Linked DNA regions of Homo sapiens: region 1 is linked to region 2. Evidence: read pairs that join two places in POLR2A ChIA-PET (ENCODE). Cell type or tissue: PC-9. All regions are shown on one strand. Links, peaks and the distances in the headings refer to the core of each region. The heading gives the core; the rest is flanking DNA. Region 1 overlaps PPP6R3 (protein phosphatase 6 regulatory subunit 3). Region 2 has its middle 10 kb from the start of LINC02701.

Evidence for each region. Peaks named below come from ENCODE experiments on the same cell type or tissue, not always from the same donor. Only the 100,000 strongest peaks of a DNase experiment are listed, where the experiment ranks them.
Region 1: POLR2A ChIA-PET joins it to region 2 with 6 read pairs; 2 of 35 experiments call an interaction of 5 or more read pairs at or near these places.

What each region holds. Positions count from the first base shown.
Region 1 is chr11:68,492,181-68,497,558 of GRCh38, forward strand. All of the region lies in intron 1 of PPP6R3 (protein phosphatase 6 regulatory subunit 3), which reads left to right. Among named protein-coding and RNA genes, the nearest start is that of PPP6R3, 34 kb to the left of the region's middle. In PC-9, for the core only: no CTCF peak of the experiment used is centred there; no DNase peak of the experiment used is centred there; H3K27ac peaks cover 480 bases.
Region 2 is chr11:68,875,705-68,881,082 of GRCh38, forward strand. No RefSeq gene overlaps it. Among named protein-coding and RNA genes, the nearest start is that of LINC02701, 10 kb to the left of the region's middle. In PC-9, for the core only: no CTCF peak of the experiment used is centred there; a DNase peak (open chromatin) is centred at 2,517.

The DNA of each region.
Region 1 (5,378 bases), core at 243-5,242, 380 kb before region 2:
GAGGCAGAGTCTTGCTCTGTTGCTGGACTACAGTGGCATGATCATAGCTCACTGCAACCTCATACTCCTGGGCTCAAGGGATCTTCCCACCTCAACCTCCCTAGTAGTTGGAACCATAGGTGTGCATCACCATGCCTGGCTAAGTTTTATTTTTATTTTTTGAGGTCTTGCTATGTTGCCCAGGCTGGTCTTGCCTGGCTTCAAGTGATCCTCCCACCTTGGCCTCCCAGAATGCTGGGATTTCAGGCGTAAGCCACTGCGCCTGACTAGAATTTCCTTTAAGGCTGAGTTATATTTCATTTTATGTATATACAACATTGGTTATCCATTTATCCATCAATGGACACTACAGTGCCTCTGCCTTTTGGCCATTGAGAGTGATGCTGCCATGAACATGGGTGTATAAATATCTGTTCAAGTCTCTGCTCTCAGGTCTTTAGGGTATATACCAAGAAGTGGAATGGCTAGATCATATGGCAGTTCTCATTCTACTTTTTTGAGGAGCTGCCATACTGTTTTCCATGACTGTACCATTTTACATTTCCCCAGTGGCACATGAGGGTTCCACTTTGCCCACATTAGCTAGCACCTCTTTTTGAGTGTTTATAGACATGAGCTGTACAGTGGTTTTCAAAGCATTGTTGGTTGCTTAAATCTTTCTGGCAGCAAAATCCAGGGAGGTTTTCTTTATAGAATTTACAAGGTCTGTGTTACTATATTTTCCTGGTTTTCTTCCTACCATTCTTGGCCTCTCTTAATTTTCTTCTGGGCCACTTTCACATTTTGTTCTCCAGCCTTTCTTATTTTCCACACTGTTTCTTGGGTGGTCTCCACTTTCATGGCTGAACTTACCAGGTATGTGCTAATGATGCTCATACCTACTTCTAACCCTGATTTTCTGTTGAGTTCCGGTGCTTACTGGGCATTTCCACTTGTGCTCATTCTGCCCTCAAAGCAGTTATGACCCTGGATATGTAGGGTCTAAGTGCTAATGAGCCTGAATCCTGATACTTCCAAAGACTAGTTATTTGCTCTCTGAGCTTCAGTTTCCTCGCTTACATATGGGAAGGATAACAGTTATTTTAAGGATTAAATGATAGTTCATGTAATGTTTATATTACAGTATACATTGGTGGTAGTTAACATGTCTAGCCATTATCACTATTATTCTTTGTATAAATAATTTCTCCCTCTATTTCATAAATTTTTAAAAATTGTCATGAGATTATGTAATCAAAAGGTGCTGCCATTTTTAATTTTTAATTTTTTAGAGACAGAGTCTTGCTTTGTCACCCAGGCTGGTGTGCAATGGTACGATCATAGCTTGTTGCAATTTTCAGCCCTGGGTTCAAAGTGATCCTCCTGCTACAGCCTCCCAGTAGCTAGGACAATAGGTGTGAGCCATCATGCTTGGGGTAAAAAAAAAAAACAAAACCATATATATATATATATATATAAAATATATATACAAAAAAATACACACACACACAGAGACAGAGTAGAGATGCCCAGGGTGGTCTCAAACTCCAGACCTCCCAAAGTACTGGATTACAGGCGTGAGCCACTGCACCTGGCCAAGGTACTGTTATTTTTATTAATCTTGTATGTCATTATAGTACTCTTTTAAAACGCTAGTACCCGGCCAGGCACTGTGGCTCCTGCCTGTAATCTCAGCACTTTGGGAGGCTGAGGCGGGTGGATCACAAGGTAAGGAGATCAAGACCAATTTGGCTAACACGGTATAACCCCCTCTCTACTAAAAATACAAAAAAATTAGCTGGGCGTGGTGGCGGGAGCCTGTAGTCCCAGCTACTCTGGAGGCTGAGGCAGGAGAATGGCGTGAACCCGGGAGGAGGAGCTTGCAGTGGGCCGAGATTGCGCCACTGTACTCCAGCCTGGGCAGCTGAGCGAGACTCCATCTCAAAAAAAAAAAAAAAGAATAAATAAAAAAGATAATTAGATTTTTTTTGTAACACGAAGAAAGGATGAATGCTTGATGTGATGGTTACATCATTTACCCTGATGTGATTATTATACATTACATGCCTGTATCAAAACATCATGGCCGGGCACGGTGGCTCACGCCTGTAATCCCAGCACTTTGGGAGGCCGAGGCGGGCGGATCACGAGGTCAGGAGATCGAGACCATCCTGTCCCACATGGTGAAAGCCCATCTCTACTAAAAATACAAAAATTAGCTAGGTGCGGTGGGACACGCCTGTAATCTCAAAAAAAAAAAAAAAAAAAAAAAAAGCTGGTACCTATACGCAAGTGTATCAGCAATAGATGAGTGGACCTGTTTCCCTATATTCCCCTTCTAGTGTTAGTTTTAATTATTTGTGATTTGTTTGGTGGTTCACTGGATATAAAGGAATACCTTATGGATTTTCATTAAGAAAATTAATGAAAAATTAATAAAAAGCTAAATATTAAATATTGGCTTGCATTTTGGTTTCTTCTTGACTGATTGCTTGATCACTGGGTTTCTATTTCTTTGGTTCCCACTAGGTATTGTATAAGCTTAAAAATTATCCTCTGGTATTTTGAGTTTACTCCCCCTTTTGAAAGGACTTTTTGTTTTAATCTCTGTACTTCATGTCATTGCTCCTCTATTGTCTGGATCTTAACGGCCCCCCAGCCCCATTATTGAGAACTGTATTTACAGCAAGCCCCTTAAAAACAAATTTTATGTTTGTTTTTACAATATACAGTTAATTTCTTAGTGTCATCAGCTATAAATGGAGTTATGAGAAATAAGTGAAAATTGTTCAATAAATATTTCAGTGCCTGTGAAGTGCCAGGCTCAAAAATGTTTAAGAACTGCCTGGCACATATGAGATCCTCTGTAAAAGTAGTAGCCATTGTGATGTACCATAAAGTTTACTTTTCATAATTTGGGAGGCAGTAGCATGATGGAAATAGGGTGGCATTTGTGTGTTCTTCCCTAGCCACTTCCCTACTGTGTTACCTGGATCAGTTACTGTCTCTCCAGCTCAGATTATTTGTAAAAGATGATATAACTTACAATACAAGATTGTGAGGGTCAAATGCAAATGTGTGAATACATTTGGTAAAGCAAAGTACAGATGCTAAAACCCTTAAAAAACAATCTTTTCTTAGCACCTTCCTTTGCAAATATAGATTGCATTATTGTTTTGTAACAGCTTTATTGAGACATAACTCACCCACTTAACGCATACAAGTTAATGTTTTTTAGTATATTCATGGAGTTGTACAACTGTCATCACAATCACTTAGAATATTTTCATTATTCCACAGGAAACCCTATACCTGTTAGTAATCACTTCTCATTTTTCTCTCATCCCGCTAGACCTAGGCAACCACTACTGTACTTTCTGTTCCTATAGATGTGCCTATTCTGGGCATATAAATGGAATCATACAAACGTGGTCCTTTTTTGGGACTAGCTTTTTCCCTCTTAGCCATGTTTTCAAGATTTATCTGTGTAACATGTATGAGTACTTCATTTCTTTCTTTTGTCAAATAATACTCATTATGTGGGGAATATTACCTTTTATTTATTCATTCATCAGTTGATAGATACTTGGATGTTTCTGAGTTTTGGCTTTTATGAATAATGCTGCTGTAGACATTTATGTACAAATTATTCTGTGAAAGTATGTTTCAATTCTCTTGGATACATACCTAGGAGTAGAATTGTTGGGTCATATGGAGCTCTGTGTTTATCCTTTTGAGAAACTGTGAGACTATTCTCCAAAGTGTCTACACCATTTTACATTCCCACCAGCAATGTGTAAGGATTCTGATTTTGTCATATCCATGCCAGCACTTTTGTTTTTTGAGACAGCGTCTCACTCTGTTGCCCAGGCTGGAGTGCAGTGGTGCAGTCACAGCTCACTGCATGATAGCCTTGACCTCCTGGGCTGAAGTGATCCTCCCACCTCCGCCCCCCAAGTTGCTGGGACCACAGGCATATGCCACCATCTCTGGCTAATTTTTTTGTGTTTTTCTTTTCTTTTCTTTTTTTTTTTTTGTTGTTGTTAAGACAAGGTTTCACTACGTTGTCCAGGCTGGTCTTGAACTCCTGGGCTCAAGTGATTCTCTCCTCTCGCCTTGGCTTCCCAAAGTTGTTGGGATTACAGGTGTGAGCCACCATGCCCAGCCTTTCCCATCCCTTCCCATCCCTCCTTCCTTTTTGAGACGGGGTCTCTCTGTATTGTCCAGGCTGGACGGGGACTCATGGATTCAAGCAGTCCTCCTGCCTTAGCCTCTCTAGTGGCTGGGACTGTAGATGTGTGCCACTGCGCTTGCCTCATTTGGTTTTTTTTTGGAGACAGTCTTACTCTGTCACCCAGGCTGGAGTGCAGTAGTGCAATCTCAGCTCGCTGCAACCTCTGCCACCTGGGTTCAAGCAATTCTTGTGCCTCAGCCTCCTGAGTAGCTGGGATTACAGGTGTGTGCCACCGCATCTGGCTAATTTTTGTATTTTTAGTAGAGTCGGGGTTTTGCCATGTTGGCCAGGCTGGTCTCAAACTCGGCCTCAAGCACTTCACACACCTCGGCTTCCTAAAGTACTGGGATTACAATTACAGCAGTCTACTGTGCCTGGCCTCGCTTGCCCATTTTAAAATTGTGTTGTTTGTCTTTATTACTAAGTTGTAGGAGTTTCTTAATTATTCCATATTCTTGTCTTTTTTTTTTTTTTTTTTTTTTTTTTGAGACAGAGTCTTGCTCTGTTGCCCAGGCTGGAGTGCAGTGGTGCAATCTCGGCTCACTGCAAACTCCGCCTCCCAGGTTCACGCCGTTCTCTTGCTTCAACCTCGCGAGTAGCTGGGACTACAGGTGCCCACCTCCACGCCCGGCTAATTTTTTTGTTTGTTTGTTTGTTTTGTTTTGTTTTTTGAGACGGAGTCTCGCTCTTTCACCCAGGCGGGAGTGCAGTGGTGCGATCTCGGCTCACTGCAAGCTCCGCCTCCCGGGTTCACGCCATTCTCCTGCCTCAGCCTCCCGAGTAGCTGGGACTACAGGTGCCCGCCACCACGCCCGGCTAATTTTTTTTTTTTTTGTATTTTTAGTAGAGATGGGGTTTCACCGTGTTAGCCAGGATGGTCTCGATCTCCTGACCTCGTGATCCGCCCATCTCGGCCTCCCAAAGTGCTGGGATTACAGGCATGAGCCACCACGTCCGGCCTCTGTATTCCTGTCTTTTGAGACAGGGTTTCACTCTGTCACCTGGCTGGAGTGCAGTGCTGCGATCACTGCTCACTGCAGCCTCGACTTCGTGGGCTCAGGTGATCTTCCCACCTCAGCCTCCTGAGTAGCTGGGACTACAGACGTATGCTACCACGCCTGACTGATTTTTTTGTATTTTTTGTAGAAACGGGGATTTACCACGT
Region 2 (5,378 bases), core at 212-5,211:
AACTATCGGGTTAATGCGGTTTGGGTGTGTCCCCACCCAAATCTCATCTTGAATTGTAGTTCCCACAATCCCCACGTGTTGTGGAAGGGACCCAGTGGGAGGTAATTGAATCATGGGGCAGGTTGTCCCCATGCTGCTGTTCTCATGATAGTGAGTGAGTTCTCACAAGATCTGATGGTTTTATAAAAAGCTTTTCTCCCTTTTGCTTGGCACTTCTCCTATCTGATGCCATAAGAAGAAGAACATGCTTGCTTCCCCTTCCGCCATGATTGTAAGTTTCCTGAGGCCTCCCCAGCCATGCTGAACTGTGAGTCAATTAAACCTCTTTTTAAAATAAAGTACTCAGTCTCCTGGGACACGGTGGCTCAAGCCTGTAATCCCAGCACTTTAGGAGGCTGAGGCAGGTGGATCACATGAGGTCAGGAGTTCAAGACCAGCCGGTCCAACATGGTGAAACCCCATCTCTACTAAAAATACAAAAAGTAGCCAGATGTGGTGGCACATGCCCATAATCCCAGCTACTCGGGAGGCTGAGGCATGAGACTCACTTGACCCTAGGAGGTAGAGGTTGCAGTGAGCTGAGATCATGTCACTGCACTCCAGCCTGGGTGACAGAGTGAGACTTCATCTCTAAATAAATAAATAAATAACCCAGTCTGGGGTATGTCTTTATTAGCAACGTGAGATACATGGGTACTGGGCTTAATACCTGGGTGATAAAATAATCTGTACAACAGGCCGGATGTGGTGGCTCAAGCCTGTAATCCCAGCACTTTGAGAGGCGGAGGTGGGAGGATCACCTGAGGTCAGGAGTTCAAGACCAGTCTGGCCAACATGACAAGACCCCATCTCTACTAAAAATACAAAAATTAGCTGGGCGCGGTGACAGGTGCCTGTAATTCCAGCTACCTGGGAGGCTGAGGCAGGAGAATCACTTGAACCTAGGAGGCAGAGGTTGCAGTGAACCAAGATCATGCCACTGAACTCTGGCCTGGGGGATAGAACGAGACTCTGTCTCAAAAAAAAAAAAAATCTGTACAACAAACCCCTGCGACATGAGTTTATCTATGTAACAAACCTTCACATGTATCCCTGAACCTAAAATAAAAGTTAAAAAAAACATCCAGCAGCTCCTCACACAGTTCCAGAGTCAGTCCCAGGGGATTCTCCCTGCTTGTGAGTCTCCTCCTTGCCTTCCCCAGCAAGGAGTCCCCATCCTTGCCTTCATATAGGATGGTTCACCATCCTATATGAACCATTTTCGTGTTGTTACGGAACTTTTCTTGGCGCTGTCATCTCCATTAGAGGGTTTCTGTGATGTCACCCAAGGTATTGTAGGTATTTCAGGTTTCAAGATTATTTTATGTCCTTCAGTCATGAGGTAGCTTCAATTAATGTCTAACAGCAAGTTAGTAAATGCCCCTCCAATGGAAATTTTCTAGTCCAAAGTCCCAGGTAGACTGGGTGTGATGGCTCATGCCTGTAATCCCAGCACTTTGGGAGGCCATAGTGAGAGGATTGCCTGAGTCTAGGAGTTTGAGACCAGCCTGGGCAATATGATTAAACCCTATCTCTACTACAAATACAAAAATTAGCTGGGCATGGTGGTGTGTGCCTGTAGTCCCAGCTACTCAGGAGGCTGAGGCAGGAGAATCGCTAGAACCCGGGAGGCAGAGGTTGCAGTGAGCTGAGATCATGCCACTGCACTCTAGCCTGGGCAACAGAGAGAGACTCTGTCTCAAACAAAACAAAACAAAACAAAACAAAACAAACAAACAAGCACCCTTACACACAGCGTTTTCCATGACCTGGGTAATGGGCATGTCCAGTAGAAACACATTCTGTTCATCACAAAGCCAACATCAAATGGCTTGTGTTCAAATCTGATGAGCTGCTCCGTCTGAGACATTTGACTTGGCATGTAGACGAGGAAAGGAACAGGGACCTTTCTCAGGGTACACAGACCCTACAGTGACTTTTACCCAGTCCAGCAGTCCAGCTGTCCCCTTGGGAGTCACCTCCTGCGTGTCTGAATCAGGGACAGCTCCCCGTGATTGTCCCATGGTGAGCTGCGGGTGCTGTGTCAACCCAAACACACTCTTCCACCCTGCAGCATTTAAAACTGAAGACACTGATCCTAAATCAGCTACTGCCAGAATCCATTTTCCTAAAGGCGCCCCAGGAAGCAGAAAACATGGAGCTACAAAATGAAACCCTTCCGTCACACTCCACGGCCTGGCTTTGGCAGTCGCTTGGTTCTGTCCTCCCTGCTGTGGACCACCTTGTTGGTGACCAGAGTTCTCAGAGGCACTTTCTGTTATTCCTGCGTCATTTTGCCCTTGGGAGTCAGCTCTGAGGCTAGCAGCCTGTCGTCCAAAAGGCCACCAGGATGGCCAGATAGTAGAAAGAGCTGGACTGGTGATTTCAGCTTGCAAATCAGGGAGAGGTCATCTCCGGTGTGGACTGAAGGTTTGCTGTCTTCCAAGAGGGAAAGGGCAGGTGAGGTTGATGACTCACAGGGCCCGTATCACACAGCAGAGTCACACGTATTCAGCAGGTTTGGAGGAAAAGCTATATTTGTTCATAATGGGGGTTGAGTGCACGTGCGATGGGTAAACATGCATGTAACATACATTCCATGTTCACTTTGGGGTGGGGCTCTGGCTTTAAAATGAGGTGGAATGTGGCTCTTTTCATCAAAATGTGAGCTATAAGGCTGGGTGTGGTGGCTCACGCCTGTAATTCCAACACTTTGGAAGGCTGAGGTGGGAGGACTGCTTGAGGCCAGGAGTTCAAGACCGACCTGGGCAACATAACAAAACCCTGTCTCTACAAAAAAAAAATTAAAAAAATTAAAAAGAAAAAGGGCAGGGCTGGGCACGGTGGCTCATGTCTGTAATCCCAACACTTTGGGAGGCCAAGGTGGGCAGATCATTTGAGGTTGGGAGTTTGACACCAGCCTGGCCAACATGGTGAAGCCCCATTTCTACTAAAAATACAAAAATTAGCTGGGTGTGGTGGTGGGCACCTGTAGTCCCAGCTCCTCAGGAGGCTGAGGCAGGAGAATAGCTTGAACCTGGGAGGTGGAGCTTGCAGTGAGCCAAGATCATGCCATGGCCCTCCAGCCTGGCCCACAGAGCCACCATCTCAGAAACAAAATGAAACGAAACAAAACGAAACAAAACAAAACAAAAAAAGAGGGAGGGTACAGTCACATTGTTTTGAGGTCTTGGTTAAACCTACTGAATCCACACGTTGCATGTGAAAAGGAGGCAGAGGAACAGTCCATTATGTATTCTTCTCGAGCTCAATAAAACTACATTTTTATGAGAAAGAAGTCAAATATGCATTGAGGTGGGTGGTGATGGCAGGTATCTTTTCTTTCTTTCCTTCCTTCCTTCCTTCTTTCCTTTCTTTCCTTCCCTTCCCTTCCTCCCCTCCTCCCTCCCTCTCTCTCTCTCTCTTTCTTTCCAATCTCGACTCACCGCAACCTCTGCCTCCCGGGTTCAAGCGATTCTTCTGCCTCAGCCTCCTGAGTAGCTGGGATTACAGGCATGTGCCACCACGCCTGGCTAATTTTGTACTTTTAGTAGAGATGGGGTTTCTCCATGTTAGTCAGGCTGGTTTCGAACTCCAACCTCAGGTGATCTGCCTGCCTCAGCCTCCCAAAGTGCTGGGATTACAGGCGTGAGCCACTGCGCCCGGCCAGTGGGAACCATTTCTAGTCTCCTCTTGTTCCATGCCTGTGAAGATAAGCTGTTAATTGACATTGTCAGGGTGGCCTCTCTTCACGGGTGGCCTCTTATCTTGTTGCTCTGTGTTTAGGAACAAAAGGAAAGGCAGGATTTGTGTCACTTGGCTTCCCAGCTTAGCCCTTCCCTTTGGCATAGCAGGTTTGGGGTCTCCAGATTTTATTTTCCTTTCACAATTCTGACACCAACTGGGGGAAAACACACTGTGTTTTTCTACTTCTGACACCAGATGTGGGTGTTTTTTTCCACACCAAGCAGTTCTCCAAATACCAGCTGGGCAGTCCTGCAATGTAATCCAATGCTGCCTCTGTCGACCTGGTGTTGGCACAGACCCCACAGGTTAAGCGCCCAGTCCCACAGACTGCCTCCAGTTCGGATGTCAATCCCAAGTCCAAGCTCAGGCCTCCAGCACTTCTAACCCATTGCCTGTCAGTTGGGGGTTCTCACGACACTCTCCTAACGGTCCGTTATTTGCTAGAGCAGCTCACAGAACTTGGAAACACTTCACCGATTTATTAGAAAGGACACAAACTCAGGAACAGGCACATGGAAGAGATGCACAGGGCAGGGTGTGCTGGGGTGGGGCTGGGACGGAGCTTCCATCCCCTTTCTGAACATGCCACCTGCCCAGCATCTCCACCTGTTCAGCATCCTGGAAGCTCATCAGATCTAGTTGTTCAAGAGGTTTTTTAGTGCTGAGGGCAGTGGCTCACGCCTGCAATCCCAGCACTTTGGAAGAGGCCAAGGCAGGAAGATCCCTTCAATTCAGGAGTTCCAAACCAGCCTGGACAGCGCAGGGAGACCTCTTCTCTACAAAAAATTTAAAAATTAGTCAGGTGAGGTGGTGGGCCTGGGTGACAAAAATTAAAAAAAAAAAAAAATGAGACAGGGTCTCGCTCTGTTGCCCAGACTGGAGTGCAATGGTGCCGAATTTGCTCATTGCAACCTCTGCCTCCCGGGTTCAAGCGATTCTCCTGCCTCAGCCTCCTGAGTAGCTGGGATTACAGGTGCCTGCCACCACGCCCAGCTAATTTTTTTGTGTTATTACTAGAGATGGGGTTTCACCATGTTGTCCAGGCTGACCTCAGGTGACCCACCCGCCTCGGCCTCCAAAGTGCTGGGGTTACAGGCTTGAGCCACCGTACTCGGCCAAAAAAAAGTTTTCAAAGAGGTTAATCTCTAGTCACCACGTCCCTCCTTCCTGGAGGTTAGCAGGAGGTGTTGAAAGTTCCAGCCCTGGAGTCCTTTGGTCTTTCTGGTGACTGCAAACCCTCCCCAATCTGAGGTTATTTGGGGGCCCTACCCTAATTTATCTCATTAGCATAAACTCAGCTGTGATCAAAAGGGCACGTATGAATCACAAAAGACAATCCCATGACTCTGGAAATTCCAAGGGTTTTAGGTGTTCTATGCCCAGAACAGGGGACAAAGACCCAGTATATTTCACAGTATTCCACGGTTGTCTGATGTGAGCCGGTTTTATTTTTGTGAGCAAGTGATAAAATCTTAGAGTAAAGCCCCCAAGGGCTAGGGCTTATTTGTTATGGTTGCAGAATGTACCCTGTGCTGACAAACACACCAGGGGATTCTAAAGCGCCGTCAGGGACCTGGTGTGGTGGCCCATGC